Linked DNA regions of Homo sapiens: region 1 is linked to region 2. A link is an interaction called in ENCODE POLR2A ChIA-PET data of the cell type or tissue named here. Cell type or tissue: MCF 10A. All regions are shown on one strand. Links, peaks and the distances in the headings refer to the core of each region. The heading gives the core; the rest is flanking DNA. Region 1 has its middle 280 kb from the start of BCL2. Region 2 overlaps KDSR (3-ketodihydrosphingosine reductase).

What was found. ChIA-PET counts read pairs that join two places held together with the same protein. Peaks named below come from ENCODE experiments on the same cell type or tissue, not always from the same donor. Only the 100,000 strongest peaks of a DNase experiment are listed, where the experiment ranks them.
Region 1: POLR2A ChIA-PET joins it to region 2 with 6 read pairs; 3 of 35 experiments call an interaction of 5 or more read pairs at or near these places.

Annotation. Positions count from the first base shown.
Region 1 is chr18:63,042,010-63,046,415 of GRCh38, reverse strand. No RefSeq gene overlaps it. Among named protein-coding and RNA genes, the nearest start is that of BCL2, 280 kb to the left of the region's middle. In MCF 10A, for the core only: no CTCF peak of the experiment used is centred there; a DNase peak (open chromatin) is centred at 2,705.
Region 2 is chr18:63,326,502-63,330,859 of GRCh38, reverse strand. It overlaps KDSR (3-ketodihydrosphingosine reductase), which reads left to right. Exons shown (of 10, transcript NM_002035.4): 10 at 1-3,134. Among named protein-coding and RNA genes, the nearest start is that of BCL2, 8.9 kb to the right of the region's middle. In MCF 10A, for the core only: no CTCF peak of the experiment used is centred there; no DNase peak of the experiment used is centred there.

The DNA of each region.
Region 1 (4,406 bases), core at 258-4,257, 280 kb after region 2:
GGTTCAAGCAATTCTCTTGCCTCAGTCTCCCAAAGTGGCTGGGATTGCAGGCATCCACCACCACGCCGGGTTAATTTTTGTTTTGTTTTTGAGACGGAGTTTTGCTCTTGTTGCCCAGGCTGGAGTGCAATGGCGCAATCTCGGTTCACCGCAACCTCCACCTTCTGGGTTCAAGCGATTCTCCTGCCTCAGCCTCTCGAGTAGCTGGAATTACAGGCATGCGCCACTACACCTGGCTAATTTTGTATTTTTAGTAGAAACAGGGTTTCTCCAGGTTGGTCAGGCTGGTCTTGAACTCCTGACCTCAGGTGATCCACCCGCCTCGGCCTCCCAAAGTGCTGGGATTACAGGCATGAGCCACCGTGCCCGGCCAATTTTTGTATTTTTAGTAGGGACGGGGTTTCACCATGTTGGCCAGGCTGGTCTCAAACTCCTGACCTCAGGTGATCCTACTGCCTCGGCCTCCCTAAGTGCTGTGATTACAGGCTGTTAAAGTGATTTAAATAGAAGACTCAAGTTATTAAGTCACCCAGGATGGGCCTCTGATGATTGGCTTTGTTTCTAAATATCCCAAAAATAATTTATCTGGGTTTATTACCATATTATATATAATCCTAAGCTCCTCCTATATATTTATATATAATATTATAACACATTATATATTATATATATATTTCATATATAATATATAGTACATTAAATATATTTAATATAGGTACATTAAAATTATATTAAATATATATTAATTATAGTGAAGTAAAAATATTATATACTATACATGAGTTATAAATAATACATGTGTTATATAATATATAAAATTATATTATAACTCATAGATCATATGACATATATTATAGAGGCTGGGGTGGGGTGAGGCTCTGGTAGACTCATCTCGAAGCCACTGTGGTTTGGCAAGTGCACTTCCATTGTGTGTCTCCGGAGAGCATATCTGAAGGGGGCCATTGGAGGCTGGGGCCACTATTGCTAAGCGCCGGTGGGAATTTAAATCATTGGATGTGTTGTTCATTATTCCCAGTCCTGTCTGAGTCTGCCATGGAGAAAGGTGTTCTCAGCATTGACTCCCCAGCCTTTCTCCAACCTTACCCCAAGCTTTTGAATAATACATGTTTTCCTTGTCCGCAGATGATTTTCTCTTAAAAACATACGATGCCATCTAATCCCAAATGAGGGGCTAAATAGAACCCACACTTTTAAAAATAAAGTCATGTCTTTCCTATAATTTTTTAGCACTTAGTATATTTTGAGACTGTAACATTCTGGCACTCTTAGTTTTCTTCCAGAGACGTTATCAAGTTCTAAGTCATGTCGCTAAGTCAGCAACAAGCTTTCTTCCGTGCCTGATAGTCTAAGAACTCAACACACAGGCTTTAAAACTACATTACCTTGGTTTAAATCTCACTCTTGCAACTTATTTGTTCTCTGACTTGGGAAGGCCACTTAACATTTCTGAGCCTTAGTTTTCTCATTTCAAAAATGGTTGTTGAAAGGACTAGGGGAAATAATACTGATCAGGTTTTTAATCACCATGCCTGGCATCGCAAAGAGCTCAATAAATAATAGCTGTTTTTCTGTCATTGCCTCCTAAAATATATAAATTCACATATGATTTTGGGAATTGAGTTCCTCGAATGAGATTTCCAAAGACTTTATTGGATGTAATTCATTTTCTAGAACTTAATTTCTTCCCAGGTCCTTCCAGAATGCAGCATAGTAACATCAACACACACCTATATACAGTATCCTGAAACCAGAACAGCCGTTTTACTGCACTGCTGTTTGCTCATAAAGCAGTCACATTGTTGGTGTCTGCTCTGCACTCAAGAAAGAAGGGATCAACACTTTACTGGAAATAAGACAGAAGACTCTGTTGGACTCAGGAGCTAACTTGTTATAATTTGCTCATTTGAGTCTTAGGACTTTCTGATATGCAAAACCTTGAATTCTTTCATACTTGACTAGTTCTTTTCTCACTTTTAAATTACACGATTTCACTTTTAAATTATAGAACTTACAAAAAATTCTGAATTGAAATCTCTGAACCCAAAGCAGACACACTGGGTTGAGCTGTCTTACAAGAAGGTACACCAAACTCAGTAGTGTGGATCCCAGTCTCAACACTGCCGCAGCCTGGCTGTGTGATCTTGGGTAACCCACTGCCCTTCTCTGGGCCTCAGTCTCCTCTTCTACCAAATGAGAGGATGGACTCCATGAAGGCCATGATTCTAAACTCCCATTATTCTAAAAGAAAGAGGCAAAATTGACTTATAATCCCAAGGAAAAAGTAATTAAAATGTTAATAGAGCTCTATAGTTTACAAAGCACTGTCTCAAATGATTCCTATAACAATGCTATGAGATGTTATCATTTGTCCCATTATGGATGAGACTTTTGCCATACTGATAAATAAAGTGACAACCAAGAATATATAGTTCCTGAGCTAAGAAGAGATCCAGGATCTTTCTGTCTGGGATATTGGATTTCTAAATTTTCCCTAAATTTATAGTCATTTGATTAGAGGGGAAATTGCTTATACTTCAAATCCAGAAAATTATCTTTATCCTCATGGCTACTTGCCCATTCACACAGATTCTACAGGTTGCATCATTCATTCATTGACTAATTTCATCAGCATTTCCTGGCTATGTCAGTACAGCATCGTTCAAAGTGCTATGTGGAGATTCAAGAGAAGGACACATAAGCACGAGCTGTTCCCAGCAGTGGGGGAAACGGCATGGGAAACGGATATACTATCCAGGTCTCCTTATGCACTGATACAGTCCCAGCACTTACGACAGTATCTGGTGCATGGTAGAAGAGTGAATGAATGAATGAAACCACAAGTGGGTTGAAGTATGGGGTCACACAATTCTGACCAACCCTCTTCTAGGAAGGTTCCCTTCCATTCACCACACAGGAGTCAGAACTTCTATCTTTCTACTCCCATTTCTGTAGCATGTATCACATTGGGGTTGTTTTCCTTTAGTTTAAAGTTTTTCATCAAAGTCATACATGCTTGGAGTTAAAAATCAAATAGTGCCCAAGGGCTGGAAATAAATTACAGTGATTCTTTCCCCCTCCTTTCCCTCTCCCCACACTCCAGTTCTCATACCTCGAGGCAACCACTTTGAACCCTTTCAGCTGCAGCTCTGGAAATTACCTGCACAGCACTATGTAATACACGTCGATGCTAAAGTTCTTGATCTAGCCATTTCAGATGGCATCTATCATCTGTTATGATGGATCACTATTTTAAATTAAGTCATATTTTTATGACTATTTATGACTTACTTTGTTTCAAGCACCCTGTCAGCTCTACCATCTGCCTGCCTCTTTTCTCACCCTGGTGGTGGACACCCTCGGATATCTAGGGAGCCCCCCATTTTTTCCAGAATTCCCCTCTCCCTAAACCCCCATCCTCCTGCTCCAGGTTGGCCCACTGCTCCTCCATCCTCCTCCCCATGCTCCCAGCTCACCACCAGTCTTGCCTGCTCCCAGGGCTTCATCTTTCCAGGTTTGCTCCTTGATCATCCACTTCTGATAACAGAAGGAAAGGAAGGTAGAGATCTGAGTCTAGTGTGCCTGAAAATCTATTTTGCCTCACATGTGAGTGAGCTTAGCACAGAGCCAAATTCTACATTCCTGTTTTCTCCAGATTTAGAAGGCATTGCTCCCTTATCTTCTAGAGTCTGTGTTGAGGAGTCTGATGCCATGCTCTGCTTTTTTCTCTGCTTGGAAAGCTTTTGGGGACATTTATTTATCTTCATTGTTCACAGCAATGTGCCTTGATGTGGGTCTTTTCCTTCTGCTGTGTTGATAACTCAGTCAGCTCTTTCAGTCTAGAGATTTAAGTCTCAGTGTTAGAAAGTGCCCAGTGATTATTTTTTCTGACCATTTTCTCTGTGCTTTCATTCTGAAACCCCTATGAATCAGACTTTCAGAAATCTCCCATGTCTCTTTTCTTTCATATTTTCTATCTTTTTATCATTTATATTAATTTACTCAGCTTTGTGTACCAACACCTACAGTGAATTTTTTAAAATCTGGTGTTGTATTTGTTTTAAATTTCAAGGGTGCATTCTTCATCTCTGATTGTTACCATTTTATAGCATTTTATCCTTGTTTTAGAACTGCAATGTTTCCTGCTTCTAAGGATAGCATTTGGGTCTTTATTTTTTTAAATGTTCTCTCTTCCCTGCATGAGTTCCATTTTGCAGTTGTTTACTTGGGGCCTCCTCGTGTTGAGGGTTCTCTTGGTGTGTTTGGAAAACCTCAGTTGTCTGGCATTGAAGATCATCAAAGACTAAATGGAAGCTCTGTGTGCAAGGTGGAATCTGTTAATGGTTCCTTGAGGGTCCCCTAAATGATATTTTCCCTAGAGCTATCCA
Region 2 (4,358 bases), core at 1-4,000:
TTCCAATTTTGCTTATACTGCTGTAATATTTTTGTAAAAAAAAAAAAAAAGGAAAAAAAAGACCAGCTAAAATTTTCGACTTGACTTTTTAACTTAACTCATGAATTAATTAAAGCAAATGAAAAAATTAAAAAGTGTGACTTTTTCTCGGAGCATATATGTAGCTTTTAGGAAAGGCTGATGATGGTATAAAGTTTGCTCATTAAGAAAAAAAGACAAGGCTGATTTTGAAGAGAGTTGCTTTTGAAATAAAATGATCACCTGTTCTTTATGTGACTCTCCCACTGAACCTGCAGACATTATTTTTATACCACATGCTAAGGAAGCCCACTCATCTAACTCTGTAGCCCTGGAAACCCTCTTGGCCCCTGAATGTTGTTTCCAGGTTATAGGATCTGTGTTCATTAGTGGATTTTGACAGCAAGTGCCTCTGATGAGTTTTAGCCAACATTCCCCGTTGCATCCTGCTCATTGTTCACACTCCTCTGACTTGAGGAGAGCTGCCTTCACCTTGATCTTGTAACCTGTCTTCCTTGCATATACGGTAGCACATTCCAGATCACTTCGGTGAGAAAAGACCTCTGTTTTTGAAGAGGAAACTTTCTTAAATTGTAAAATAAAACTTAAAAAACATAAAAACTCTATACAAAAATTGAAGACCTAAAAATTATAGCATACCTTTTTTTTGCTCTTGAGTTTTTGAAGCTCTTGACTTTAAATGACTTAACTTTTTAAAAAATAAGATGTTTTATGGCTTTAACCCATGTTTTTATTAAGATCTGAGAATAGCATATTTTAAACACTGATAGATACAGAAGAAATTATTATTTAATATATAAATTGCTTGGAATGATTTCATTGCAGCTTGTAAGGATGGGTTGATGCCAGAATGGTTTCATAAATCTTTCAGTCTTACAGAGCCAAAGTTTGCAGATTATATCGAGTTGCGTTGTGCAGCTGCTAAAATGGAATCATAGCTTTTTATAATTTGCAGAAAACAATTGCATTAATGTCTGGATGTTTCTCAGTTTTATTCTTTTCTCATAAATGTTCCTCGAATGTTGGCACCTTCTACTGCTGATCTATATTAGAATCTAGTCCAAGAAAGTGTCTGATTTAATAACATTAAATAGTTATTTCAATATATTTTTTCAAATTATCCTCATAGAACCTGTTGCCTCCAGTGAGATGGTAATCTACTACCCGAATAAATTTAAGAGCACCTGTTGAGAGCCCCTGTTTTGCGGTAGAAGACAATTGTCCCTATCCCAATTTCCACTGAAATATGAGAGCAGATTTGCAGAGACCATCATGTCAGAGAAGAAATTTCCTTGTCAGAGATGTTAAAGGGCTACAGTCCCTTAGCAAAGAAACTTCGAAATCTAAGTTGGTTTGTGTTTTTCTAAATTTGATACCGTAATTCATTTGGCAGCAAAATCTGACTTGAACTGATGTGAGAGTATTGTACTTTATATTTATGCTACTTCATTGTGACTTAATTTTCCCTGAAGAAATATCCATGGATTTGATTATAGGTTTTCCCTTAGATGCTGTGGAGGTGTTTTGTAATATTCAAAATATGCCCATATTGCCTTTTTAAAACCCCAAAGATTATGAATTCTGAAACACATCCAGCCCAGCGGGTTTTGGATAAGGGGTTGTAGGCATTTAAGCAGCCTCACATAATGGGCTGACTTCATCCAAAACATGAAAATATTACAAGGCAAATTCTATTTTTTATATTTTTTGGTTCAATGCTTGAACAACTTGTTTTTCTGCTGGGGGAAGAAAAAAAGAACCAACCCTGAGTGTGATTGTTACGGAAACTAATGACTTTGTTTTTAAAGGATCACATTGATTCAACACCTTCTATTGGACCCAGAAGTGCGTAAATATTACCTATGGTAGTAAACGTTTAATTATCATTCAGTTTAAATGTTGGCCTTCTGTATGTAGCCAAGAACAGCTCATTTTGTGAATTTCAGTTTTTAAGTGGCTGCTTTTTGATTTGGTTGTATTATTTTATTATAATGTATTTGCAAGTATATTAAAAAATTAACATTGAGCCATAAAAATCCCCAAATATGTTCAAGGACTTCATAATTGAAAAATATATAGAAAACAATCCTTACTTCTTTTTACAAAAACAAAATCATGGGAATTATTCTTTTCTATATATTTAGTTATAAATCTTTCTCTGGGCCGGGCGTGGTGGCTCACGCCAGTAATCCCAGCACTTTGGGAGGCTGAGACAGGCGAATCACGAGGTCAGGAGTTCGAGACCAGCCTGGCCAACATGGTGAAACCCCGTCTCTACTGAAAATACAAAAAATTAGCTGGACACGGTGGCAGGCGCCTGTGTGTGGCGGGCGCCAGCTACTCAGGAGGCTGAGGCAGGAGAATCGCTTGAACCCAGGAGGCAGAGGTTGCAGTGAGCCAAGATTGCGCCACTGCACTCCAGCCTAGGTGACAGTGCGAGACTCTGTCTCAAAAAAAAAAAAAAAGAAAAAAAATCTTTATCTGGATCTGTTAAACCATATATTATTGATCATTGCAAGTGAAATTTTGAGAGATTGTTTCTAGTATTTAGGTGATGAAAACATTTGGTAATATTGCTTTGGTTCAAAGAATTTTATGTCTTTATCTTTCTAGAAGAAAGCAATTATATATATATTTTTGCTAAATTACATAAACATTTAATTACATCAGGTTCTAATTTAAACATGTATTACTCACTTGAGGCCACTTTTAAATATTCATACTCTTTGACATAAGATGCTTTGTATATTTCTCATTTCTTTTAGTTCTTAGTAAGTCAGCTTTAAAAAGTACCTGCCAACCAGAACCTTCCATATTCTGGACTAAATCTTGCTCTTCGGATTATACTTCAGTGCAGTAACTGTGGATTTGCAATTTTGAAGGGGAGATAGTAGCTATTATATTTTACACTTGCTTGATGTGATAACTCTAAAGACTTTTTAACTGATAAAAGCGCACATGGCTATTTTGATACACAAAGTTGTGTTTGCTACTTTAGAAGCTTTTGTGGCAGAATTGTAATCTAATTTTCATACCTTGTATTTCTGAATCACAACAAAAAAATAAATGGGGAACAAGACTTACAGATTTGCAAACTTATTTATCTAGAAGTTTGTGTTTTTTAAGAGACCATTTGGGCAAAACATAAATGTTTTCTATAATGTTATCCTGACTTTGCATCCTAAGCATTTCACCAGGCCTGATTTTTATCATTTTTTAGGAAGTAATATTTGTGGAGTAAATACTTGGTATTCTGAGCTCTTGTGTCAAGTAGGTTCTGTTCGTATCACTATGATGTGGGATATACGAGTAAAAGTTTAAGAAATGTGAATTTAGCAAAATTTCTTAAACAAGTACGTTTTCTATACAAATATATTTCTCATACTTTAAACGAAAACCTGATATTCCAACCATGTAATATCTCCCAGATCCTGATGGGCAGCAAATTATACAAGACTGATATGGAAAAGAACATGCCTCGATATTTATCAGTTCGTAAACAGAAAGGTTTTGGAACATTGAGAAGAGATTTCTTGGACATCGTGGTTTGCAAGCTTAATCTTTCTTTACATGTGAGCAATTTATATACATAAATGGCATGTGATATTATATCTGTAATTTTTGTTTGGATATTTAAAGGACAAAATTATGTGTTTTGTTTGTTTGTTTGTTTGTGATGGAGTCTTGCCCTGTCGCCAGGCTGGAGCGTAGTGGCATGATCTTGGCTCACTGCAACCTCCGACTCCCTGGTTCAAGCAATTGTCCTGCCTCAGCCTCCTGAGTAGCTGGGATTACAGGCACGCGCCCCCACGCCCAGCTAATTTTTGTATTTTTAGTAGAGACGGGGTTTCACCATGTTGGCCAGGCTGGTCTTGAACTCCTGACCTGGTGATCTGCCCGCCTTGGCCTCTCAAAGTGCTGGGATTACAGGCGTGAGCCACCACGCCCAACCCCAAATTATGTTTTGATTTCTGTTACACTCCTGATTTTATAACCTCCATTTTGCCTCATCCATCATATATTTGTTGGGTACTAATGATGAGCTTGGTATCAGGTGCTGGGGATACAATTATATATCAACAACTTGTTCCTTCCTCATGGCAATTACTTTTCTTGTTTCTTCACCTTCTCCCATCCTTCATCCCTCAGATGGCTCTGCTATATCCTTACAAGTCTCTTAGACAAAGAGGAACCATTCCCCATTTTCTTCTTTGGCTTGGAGCCTCTGAATTTTAGGCTTCAAATCTTTGTATGCTAAGCACTGTTCTAAGCTGGAAAGACTCCAAGGAAAAATAGGATCCCTGCCCTCGAATAGTTTA